2 separate regions of the Homo sapiens genome follow, and region 2 is linked to region 1. A link is an interaction called in ENCODE POLR2A ChIA-PET data of the cell type or tissue named here. Cell type or tissue: CD4-positive, alpha-beta T cell. All regions are shown on one strand. Links, peaks and the distances in the headings refer to the core of each region. The heading gives the core; the rest is flanking DNA.

What was found. ChIA-PET counts read pairs that join two places held together with the same protein. Peaks named below come from ENCODE experiments on the same cell type or tissue, not always from the same donor. Only the 100,000 strongest peaks of a DNase experiment are listed, where the experiment ranks them.
Region 2: POLR2A ChIA-PET joins it to region 1 with 10 read pairs; 4 of 35 experiments call an interaction of 5 or more read pairs at or near these places.

The regions. Positions count from the first base shown.
Region 1 is chr1:209,766,257-209,771,629 of GRCh38, forward strand. All of the region lies in intron 8 of TRAF3IP3 (TRAF3 interacting protein 3), which reads left to right. Among named protein-coding and RNA genes, the nearest start is that of TRAF3IP3, 13 kb to the left of the region's middle. RefSeq lists enhancers at 3,140-3,189, 3,200-3,449, 5,288-5,373. In CD4-positive, alpha-beta T cell, for the core only: no CTCF peak of the experiment used is centred there; DNase peaks (open chromatin) are centred at 1,675, 2,305, 3,335 and 3,960; H3K4me3 peaks cover 4,335 bases; H3K27ac peaks cover 3,240 bases.
Region 2 is chr1:209,683,314-209,688,686 of GRCh38, forward strand. All of the region lies in intron 1 of HSD11B1-AS1 (HSD11B1 antisense RNA 1), which reads right to left. It also overlaps a transcript of HSD11B1 not described here. Among named protein-coding and RNA genes, the nearest start is that of G0S2, 11 kb to the left of the region's middle. In CD4-positive, alpha-beta T cell, for the core only: no CTCF peak of the experiment used is centred there; a DNase peak (open chromatin) is centred at 2,788; H3K4me3 peaks cover 815 bases; H3K27ac peaks cover 323 bases.

The DNA of each region.
Region 1 (5,373 bases), core at 310-5,309:
GAACTTGGGGCAGACAGCTGTGCACGTGAGGTGGTTTCTGGTCCTGAACTAAATTGAGATCATCTCACTCATTTGTTTGACAGTCATTTGATAAGTTCCAACTCTGTGCTGGGCCTTGTGCTACAGGGGCAAAGAGCATTACAGTCCTAACTCTTGAGGAGCTCACAGTCCAGCCATGAAGACAGAGACATGTAATAAATAACACCAAAACAGTATAATAAGGCTATAGCAGCAGTGCATAAAGCATGATGCAGGAAAAAGAGAAAGAAGGCAGCAATTATTCCACCTGAGGTGGAACAGGGAAGGCTTTAAAGGAAGGAAACCTGGCCAGGCACGGCAGCTCATGCCTATAATCCCAGCACTTTGGGAGGCCAAGGCAGGTGGACCACTTGAGGCCAGGAGTTCAAGACCAGCCTGGCCAACATGGCGAAAACCCGTCTCTACTAAAGATACAAAAATTAGCTGAGCGTAATCGTGCATGCCTGAAGTCCGAGCTACTCAGGAGGCTGAGACACAAGAATTGCTTGAACCCAGGAGGTGGAGGTTGCAGTGAGCTGAGATTGTGCCACTGCACTCCAGCCTGGGTGACGGAGCAAGATTCTGTCTCAAAAAATAAAAATAAAGGAAAGAAACCATTTTAGCTGAATCTTGAAGGATGAGTAGGAGCTAACCAGTAGAGAAGCAAGAGTGATGATGAGGGAAAAAAGCAGAAAGTAGAAGAGTGTTTAAGGTAAAGGAATTGGAATGATTACAGGCCTATGTATGGCAAAGAATTGGGTATAGCAGAGTATGGCTGAAATGAAGGTATGCCAGAGTAGTACCAAAGAAAGGATCTCAGACAGGTCTTTAGAATTATGGGTCTTAAACTTTTTCTGTTGAACAAGGTATCTCAAACTTGAATAATGCATGGACCCATTTTTAAAGGAAACCCATATATGTATATATATAAAATCAGAGATCCTTTAGAATGCATGCTACCCAGCTTGAGAAACACTGCTATAGGTAATAAGCTGAGTAAGAATGGAACTATGCTTTATTGAGGTATAAAGTCCTACACTTAGCAATGTCTGGCTCATCCTTAGAAGGTATGCAATTACTATCTGAGGAAATGACTTGTGAATGATCAGATCTGTGTCTTAAAAAGTTCTGTAATTTCCAACTGGATGCAGTGTCTCACACCTGTAATCCCAACACTTTGGGGGGCCAAGGCAGAAGGATCACTTGAGTGATCAAGACCAGCCTGGGCAACATAGTGAGACCTCATCTCTATTAAAAATAAAAAAATTAGCCATGCATGGTGGTACACACCTATAGTCACAGCTACTTGGGAGGCTGAGGCAGGAGGATCGCTTGAGCCCAGGAGGTCCAGGCTGCACCACTGTACTCCTGCATGGGGTAACAGAGCAAGACCCTGTCTTGAAAAAAAAAAAAGAGGGGGGAGGGTTCAAGGATTATCTAACTTGTAGCAATAAGAACCCTGGCTCCAAGCAGGGGTTGGGGGAGTTGAGACTCTTGTAATATCCCAGGTAAGACACAACCAGAGCTTGAATCAAAGCAAGCTTTGTGGGAATGAGGGGGGATATATTAAGAGACATTTCTGGGTTTGTCTCCAAGGAGGAGTTTCACCCCATGCTCCAGCCCAAGAGCAGAAGTTCCCTTGGTTGTGGTTTCCTCCCTCCCTTCTTCTCACCCCTCCCAATCCTCACCCTTCTCTTCTTTGTCCCTCCTCCCCACCAACCCCCTAGCTTCCAGTTTTAAAGAAAAACAGTCTCAGACTTTTTCAGTTAACAGCTATTGTTTCCCCTAAAATAAGGTAATTCAACTCTCTATCTCTTCCATGAAAGCCTCAACTCCAATAAAAGTATAGCCCCAAACTGTGGTATCTGGGAAAAATAATTGGAAGAAAGTGGCCAGAACTGGTTCAGACCTTTATTTTTGCCATTTGACCTTCATAAATTTGAATTTCCAACTTCACATGCTGAGAACTTACCACAAACTCCCTATTAGAATCCCAAGGATCAGCTCCCTCCGCTGGCTTCACCTCCGGATGTCTCTGGGCCTTTTGGATACCATAGGCTCTGGGGCACTATTGAGACTCCTGAGGAGGGTCCAACCTTCAGGGCAGAAACAGCTCTACTAGCAGAGAAAGCAAGCTTTCAATATTGTGCAATACAAAAACGAGAGCAGGGCAGCCTTGGGTTTGAAGATCTGCGTCCTGGAATTAAGATCTTGAGATGACAGCGCAGCGGGGATTGGCTGAAGCCCTAAGCAACCTCTACTAGAGCAGAGAGATGAGCTGTGGGCTGGTGCTTCTGTGGTGAGGTGGTGGTGTTTCTGGAGAGCAGATCAGAGGCAGGGGAAAACCACGCAGAAGCAGGAGCTGAAGACCTCAGACCGGCACCAGGTGTGTATGGCCTCCGCCTTGCTCCTCTCTTCACTGGGGTTTATATGCCCTCTGAGCCCTCGGCTCCCGGGGTCTAACTGCCTAGAATGTCAGCAGTAGGCCTGTAAAAAGTGCTTCTTCCCACATACTGTAACACTGGGCTTCAGTGTGGGGGACCCTGGGGCTCAGACCAGGAAACTACATGCCCGATTTGCAACAACTTGGCTGCGACTTTTATGACGTTTTGGGGAGTCCAGAAAAGCAGAGCTGTGGAAAGAGGTTTCATTCAAGCTCCAGACTTGGGTGGCCCTTCATCCCCACTGAAGTGGCTATGGTAAATTGTCTTCCGTTGCAACACGAATGGAAAAGTAATTTGGGGTTGGGCCAATACAAAAACAGTTGAAAGAGGCAAAATATTGGATTAAAGCCATACTATGGAATGGGGAGAGAGGAGGTACCCCAAAAGGGTAGGAGACTGGGAAAATTTTAAGAATATTGCCTTAGGCCTGCTATATTCCCAAAATACAGCAAGATAAACCTTAAATTTGGTAGGTTTGATTGCATTCTGCATAGAAAGAGTTTGGGCAAAGGCAAATGTGTGGAACCGAAGATGTGAACCAGAGGAGGTAGGTGTAGAGCCAGTTGATTTCAGGACCTGTGGATTGACAATGAACAGGCCACAGTGGAATGCAGCCGTTTTACCAGTTACTTCAAAGCTCAAACAGTAGAAGTCTTTGTCCACGTCTTCCATCGGTCCCAAAGCCCTCTGCTTATTGTAGATGCCAAATCCCTGACTCTCTGCTCTCCCTCACATGAGACGTTAGGAAAAACATTAATAGCAGGAGGCACTTTAAAAAATTATTTTTGGCAACACTTTTTGCTTTTGCAAGCCCCAGCTGAGTAACACAGGAAGCTGAAAGGGTGGGGGCACCCCCTGGCTCCCATGGTTAGAAGAATAAGCCAAACAAGATCAAAACAGGAGCTGCGAGATACCACTTCCTGCCTCTCCCAGGCACCCTGAAACTCACTGAGGGAGGCGGACCTCAAAGCCGAGCCCCCTCCTCTACCCCCAGACCATTACAAACCGGAAATGTTATAAGAGATGGAAATGTCCAGGCCATCTGGCTGAGAGAGCCCATGGCGTCTCGGGCCTAAAGAGAGGTGGAATTTCAAGACCTCACAAGCGTCCCACTTGGCCTGGTTGGAAAAAGCCAGAGAAAAGATAGGAAAACCGGTCACTGCCCTTTCTCTGGAAAACTTGCTCTCATTGATGGCTCCTCCGCCCCCTCCCCTACACAGATACACCCTACACAAAACTCCAGGCTGGAAGAACAAAACCCCTACCTGGGCAAAAGGGGCAAGTCTACAAAGGGAGGGGACAAAAAAGTGGCAGGGAAGCTGTAGCTACTAAGCTGAAATACTGAAAAACCGAGAAACAGATTGGCTCTTCATGCCGGCCTTGCTCCCCTCTCGCCCTTGAGATTAGCATCTTTCTTGGAATGTCGAAAATACCATTAGACAGCCCCAGCTTATGAATAAATAGAATGTGACTTTCTGGGAAGCTCCCTTACACCCCCTGCCGCCCTCACTCTGCTTTAATATCTCTCCGTTTCTTGCTTTCTTAAAGAAGTTCTCATCTTGAGTCTAGTATGTACGTGTGCATGTGGAAATGTATGTATGCAGGTGGAGGTGTGTGTGTGGAGATGGAAGTGTGTATGTCCAGATGGAATTGTGCGTGTGCATGTGGAGGTGTGTGTGTGCAGGTGGAGGTGTGTGTGTGCATGTGGAGGTGTGTGTGTGCAGGTGGAGGTATGTGTGTGCATGTGGAGGTGTGTGTGTGCATGTGGAAGTGTGCGTGTGCATGTGAAAGTATGTGTGTGCAGGTGGAAGTGTGCGTGTGCAGGTGGAGGTGTGTGTGTCCAGGTAGAATGTGTGTGCATGTGGAGGTGTATCTGTGCATGTGGAGGTGTGTGTGCAGCTGGAAGTTGTGTGCAGGTGGAGGTGCACATGTGCATGTGAAGGTGTGTGTGTGCATATGGAGGTGTGTGTGTGCATGTGGAGGTGTGTGTGTGCAGGTGGAGGTGTGCGTGTGCAGGTGGAGGTGTGCGTGTGCAGGTGGAGGTGTGCGTGTGCCTATGGAGGTGTGTGTGTGTGCATATGGAGGTGTGTGTGTGCAGGTGGAGGTGTGTGTCTATATAGAAGTGTGTGTGTGCATGTGAAAGTGTGTGTGTGCCATGTGGAGGTGTGCGTGTGCAGGTGAAGGTGTGCGTGTGCAGGTGAAGGTGTGCGTGTGCAGGTGGAGGTGTGCGTGTGCATGTGGAGGGGTGCGTGTGCATGTGGAGGTGTGTGTGTGCAGGTGGAGGTGTGCGTGTGCATGTGGATGTGTGTGTGTGCTCAGGTGGAAGTGTGCGTGTGCATGTGGAGGTGTGTGTGCAGGTGGAGGTGTGTGTGTGCAGGTGGAAGTGTGCATGCATGTGGAAGTGTGCGTGTGCATATGGATGTGTGTGCATGTGAAGGTTGTGTGCATGTGGAGGTGTGCGTGCGCATGTGGAGGTGTGCGTGTTCATGTGAAGGTGTGTGTGTGCATGTGAAGGTATGTGTGTGCAGGTGGAGGTGTGTGTCCCTACGGAGGTGTGCATCTGCATGTGAAGGTGTGCGTGTGCATGTGAAGGTGTGTGTGTGCATGTGGAGGTGTATCTGTGCATGTGGAGGTGTGCGTGTGCAGCTGGAGGTGTGTGTGCAGGTGGAAGTGTGCATGTGCATGTGAAGGTATGCATGTGCAGGTGGAGGTGTGTGCATGTGGAGGTGTGTGTGCATGTGAAGGTGTGCGTGTGCATATGGAGGTGTGCGTGTGCATGTGAAGGTGTGTGTGAAGGTGTGTGTGTGCAGGTGGAGGTACGTGTATGCAGGTGGAGGTGTATGTGTGCAGTGGAAGTGTACGTGTGCATGTGGAGGTGTGTGTGCGCATGTGGTGTGCGTGTGCATATGGA
Region 2 (5,373 bases), core at 307-5,306, 83 kb before region 1:
AGACCCTTGTAAAAGGTCATTAGGCATTTTGTTTGGGAGGTACACCATTGAGTAATTGGACATAGGTCTTGGTATAAGATCATTTGATATTTTGTGTGGGAAGTATACCACTGGGTAGTTCAACACAGGTCTTTTTATAAGTTCATTAGACCTTTGGTTTTGGAGGCATAAATATTTTTACCATTAAACTGTTTATTCCCCTCCTACTCTCTGTTTACTTTTGCTTGTCTATATTAAAAAATCTTATTGTATTTTTTCTGTATTGTCTTATTTCTGATATAAGGGAGTGTTCCAGAGGAAATGAATGGAGATATATACTCCATAAGTTACCAATCCAATCCAAGCTAGTCCTCAGCGATAACATTTGGAGGTCCAGTAAACTGAAAACCAATTTGGGAAAAGGCAATTGGTCAGATCTACAAAAAACTTTGATGAGAGCATGCCCTGTCTTGTCAGTCTGTGATAGGACACTTTTAGTTTGTACACTGGGGTGAAAGATTTTGTCAGGTCATTAATTATGTGGTCCTTTCTAACCTTTGCTTAGAAAGGGAACCCAAGATAGCATTCACAGGCACACACTTTTACTCAGTGGCATCTCTTGTTCTTCTTGGTTTCTTCCATGTCAAAGCTGCAGTCTCCACTGGAAGAACTCCTGCTTTCCATATAAAATTGCCATATAATCCTAACTCTTGTACTTATTTTGGTAAACTGCAAAAATTAATGTTAGAATAGCAATGGCCATCACGTAGAACTTCTGACATGTCAAAATGAATAAATTAAGATATTTAAGAGGAGGCCCAGAAAAATTAGGAGACAAAGCCCCAAAGAGGCAATAGTCAGCTTCTTTCATTGGTAAGCTAAGGCTTCAAAATAAAATTTTAACTTGAGAATGGTCTCTCTCAAAGACTCTGATACCACCTAAAACCTACCCTCCTTTCATTTCTCTTTCTACTCAGCTTTACCTGACCTTCAACATGAGACAACCGTTTCTTCTAAGTTTTCTCTGAAAAAGAGTAATCACATTGTAAAACTGCTAAACCAGAGGGGAGCCCTAAAAAGCTGAATTTAAACCCTGGCCTGGAGCAAAATTAAAAGTTATCATGAAAGATTTTCCTAAGCCTCAGGGGTGGTTGAGCAGAAATTAGTTAACAATTCAGGATTTTATTAGGTACTTATTGTTCTGGATTAAACATCTGTACCAAATGATTCAGTTAATTGTTAGTCCATCCAATAGAGAAAAAAAATTATAAGCAGCAGGGTAAGAAAAAAATTAAATAACTCAGTTGTGCAAAATGAAAAACAAACGCCTTAAGTGGACAAGAAAAACCTTGAAAATCCAGTACAAAAAGCAATTTCAAAAAAATCTTTCTTTTAAAAGTATGTTAGACAAAGATTAAAAATTGTAAACTAAATGAAAATGAAAAGAGACTTCAGAAAACTTTCAAAGAGCATTCTGGAGTACACTCAACAGCTGAAATAAAAGAAACATTGTCTTTATTTTTTTCTATTAAAGGGCTCAAATATGAATTCAGAGATTTAATGAGAAAAAAGTAATTGAAATATGAAACTGACAGCTTAGAAAATATCCAATACATAGCTAGATATTTTCAGAGAGCTCTAGAAAGTAAATAAGCTAGAAATCAATAGAACGTATGGTTCTCTACATAAAAAAACTTGCCCCGAAATAAAAACAAAGCCAAAAAGTCTTCTATTTTCTAAGAATTGGGAACATATAGAGAGGGGTACTTGTAGATATTGCAAGCAAAAGTGTCATTCAAAGAACCAATGTTCCACATTGGCTAAGTAACAGAAAGATGACTATCCAAAATCTGTCTAATGGTGTTTCTCCAAAGGAGACATTAGTACCCAACAATTACAGTCCTTCCTCGGAGTTTGTGTCCCCAAATCTCAGAGGGGCCAGTCGCTATACTCTCCATCAGGGCATAGCTACATCTAGCATGGCTTACCACTCTATCCCCAGCCTCTAGCCCAGTGCCTAGCATAGAGTAGATGCTTATTAGATATCTGTTGAACAAATGAAGAAATAGAGGAAGAAAGTACATTTTTGTTTTGACATGCTGTAGTCCCTTCCTTAGTCCAGAGATCACAAACCTCTGAATTGGGATGTGACTCTCTCTGTCATTAATCGGCAAGAATCATGGTAGAATTATTGTCCCTACTTACGGATTCTCTTTCCCTTATACATCCCATTGCAGATTCCTGTCTTCCCTTTACATCCACTCCAACATCAGCTGATGCAGTCACTAAAATGGTTTATAAGTCACATATGAGATTCCCTAAGGAGTTTATAATTGAGAAATGTGTGGACACACAGGCCTCACAGAATGCACTGGATCACTAGAGTCTCTCCTGGTGAAAAGGGAAAACCTGCCCAAATCCAGTTTTTGTTTCAGTAACTTCCTTTGAGACAAAGTCAGGAATCTGAGAGTAAGCACCTGCTAAGGGTGGGACAGGGGCTCTGTCTGGTATGCCTCTCCCATGTTAAGAGCTAACAATAGTAATGGATAAGTCTCCAGGGCAACCAGGACCACTTCCAAGCATTCCTGTCTTGGGCTGCCTCGAGGGCTCCTCTGTCCTTTGGGGAGTACTGATTGATGCCTGATGCCCAGAACTGGCCCACTCTGGCTTCTCTTTGGAGCTGTCTCTGCAGGCGCCTTCTGGCTGCCAGCTCGGTCCTAGCATAAGGGACTTCTTCCTTGGCCTGGGTTTCACCTTCTTGTATCAGGTGGCAGACCAGCTGGTTTCAGTCCCAAATCAGGTCTTCTGACTCCTCCCAGAAACCAACCAACTTCTGAGCAGGAAATCCTGCCCCTCCCCAAAGAGTGGGAAACCGCAAAGGAAGAGAGAGATGAAACAGAAGGAAAGGCAGAGGAGGAGGGAGAGAGAGAGAAGAGAAGAAAAAGAAAAAAGAACATCAATAAAAAGAAGTCAGATTTGTTCGAAATCTTGAGGTAAGACTTTTAAAAATCACATTATATATAATAGTATCACCATTTGTATCAGGGCCTAGTACATAGTAGGTCCTCAAAAAAATCTGCTATTGAAATAATTAATCTATCGAAATGAACAGGAGGGCTGGGCTAAAGAAAAATTTCAATGTGAAATGCTGGTCAGAAAAAACAAGAAGAAACGCCCGATGAGCTTTCAAATGTGTAGGAGGGATGATATGATAAGATGCAGATGGAACCAGAAGTCTCTTGCTGGCACTGACAGCATTCTGATCATTGTGGGACAGAAAGTCAAGTTGGAACAAAAAAGTTGCAAAGATAGTATAAAAAGTGTCTGCATGTTCTTTTGGAATTACAGAAAGACAGCAAGAATTATAGAAATGTTGTAAGCAGTTTTTAAAATCGGCTTTAAACCAATGACAGAGCACAAACACTATGCTGTATCTTGGGAAGTACTTAAATGTGCTGATACCTGCATGTTGCAGCCAAACATCAGCCAGTTTAATGTTATTAACATTTAGATCTAGAGTGTTGAAAAGGCTCATTTTATTTCCAGAAGTCTTGTTCAGTGGACCAAGGGAGGCCTAAACGTGTCCATCAAAATTCTTCATGTGCTATTCATCTATCCTTTAATCCTAGTCCAGCTGGGCTGCTCAGAATACTGACCCTCTGAGCCCTAAACGGGCCTTTTCAGAGAAAATCCCAACACTTGTTTCAGGTCAAGGAACTAGAGAAACCTGACAGGAAAGGGAAATACCATTCCCCACCCTCACCATTTACCCAAACCTTCACTTGCCATCAATAGACCATATCATCCAGAGGGTTGTGGCTTAGTGATCCACTCACTTTGGAGAGATTAAAATAGCTGGATGCATGCTTCAGAAAACATCTACAGACGACGATGATGTGTTTTCACAACAGTTGGCTTTTAAGAGTCCAACTCCTCTGACTTTTCCAACAGAGCTTACCAGTATCAGAGGGACACAATTGAAGTGTTTCCTTCAGAGCCAGTGTTTCTCTTTGGGGTTTGTGTGAGTTCATCAGAGTCGGAAGCTGAAAGGAGGGTGGGAAAGGTAAGGAGAGATGAAACAATCTCACTTCTGCTGGCTTGCCAAGGTTTGAAAGGAACTGCCTCCCTGTCATTAGGATGATATGAAAATAAAATCTGAAAATCCTAGCTCTTTCTTTATACTAATTTGAGTACAGCTAAAAGTTCTCTGTGTCCAATTTCTGAGCTAGAACAAATATTAAAGGTAATCTAATTTATTTCTCCTTGTTTGCCAGATGAGGGAATTGAAGCCAAGACAAGGGAAGGGCCTTGCCCAAAGTCACATGTATTGTCAGTGATGGGAGGGAGACTGGAACTCAGTTCTCCCAGAGTCCCACCCAGGAGCCTTTTAAGAAATCATGAAAACTTTACAAGAAGGTACCCCAGATGTCCGAGAGCTCATAAACACCGCAGCTGCTGACTAAATACAACATTCAGTTAAAAGATGCTCAAGTAATCTTTCCCTGGCAGAAATAGAAAGAAGAAAAAGATTTCCCCAATAGTTTAGTTTTTCCAGAATCTGTTTTATAACTGTTAGGAGACTAGGGAGGAGAAAGATTTGAGGCAGATTTGTCATGAGAGAACTAGAATATTTTACATTCCTACCATTGATCAGCATTTTACATGTCTCATTTCTTTATGTAATCTTCATATTATCCTCATTTTACAAATAACATTGTTTTAACTTTGCTCAAATGCACAGAGGGAATAAGATATTATGATTTCTGGAGCTCTTGTTGGTAAGCCCAGGATCAGGCTCTGGAGAGACATGGCTAGTTCAGTGACTGTTCCAGCCTTACTCAGGCCCCTCCCCAACACAGACCCTTGCTCTAGCCATTCAGGCTACCTGAGTTGCCTCCAAAATGCCATGCTTTCTAGACTTCTTGCCTGAATACATGCAGTTACCTCTGCTTGGGATGCCTTTCTCCAACATCCTCATAACTTGTACTTAGCCTTCAAAACTGAGCTCCAGGACCACCTCCCAGAGCCCTTTCCTGCTGCCATGGCCTGTCCCTTCTCTACTTCAACAGCCCTCTACACACATTCCTATTATAGTATACATCACGCTATGGTGAGCTCTGACTTACTTGCCAACTTTCCTTGTGCTTGACTTCAAACTCCTTGAAAGCAGACACCACATATTAGTGAGGCTTTGTATTCCCAGCGCCTAGCACAATTCCAGAGATGTATTAGTGCTCAGTAAGTATTTTTTTAAATGGACGAACAAATGGAATATTTCCCCTCCTTTTCTTCGAATAAAACCATGCAATAAAAAGTCTTGTTTCCATGCTCTTGACTCTTCAGTAACTTGGGGGTAAGTAGAAGATATCACTACTATAAGCTTCCTCTCCTTTC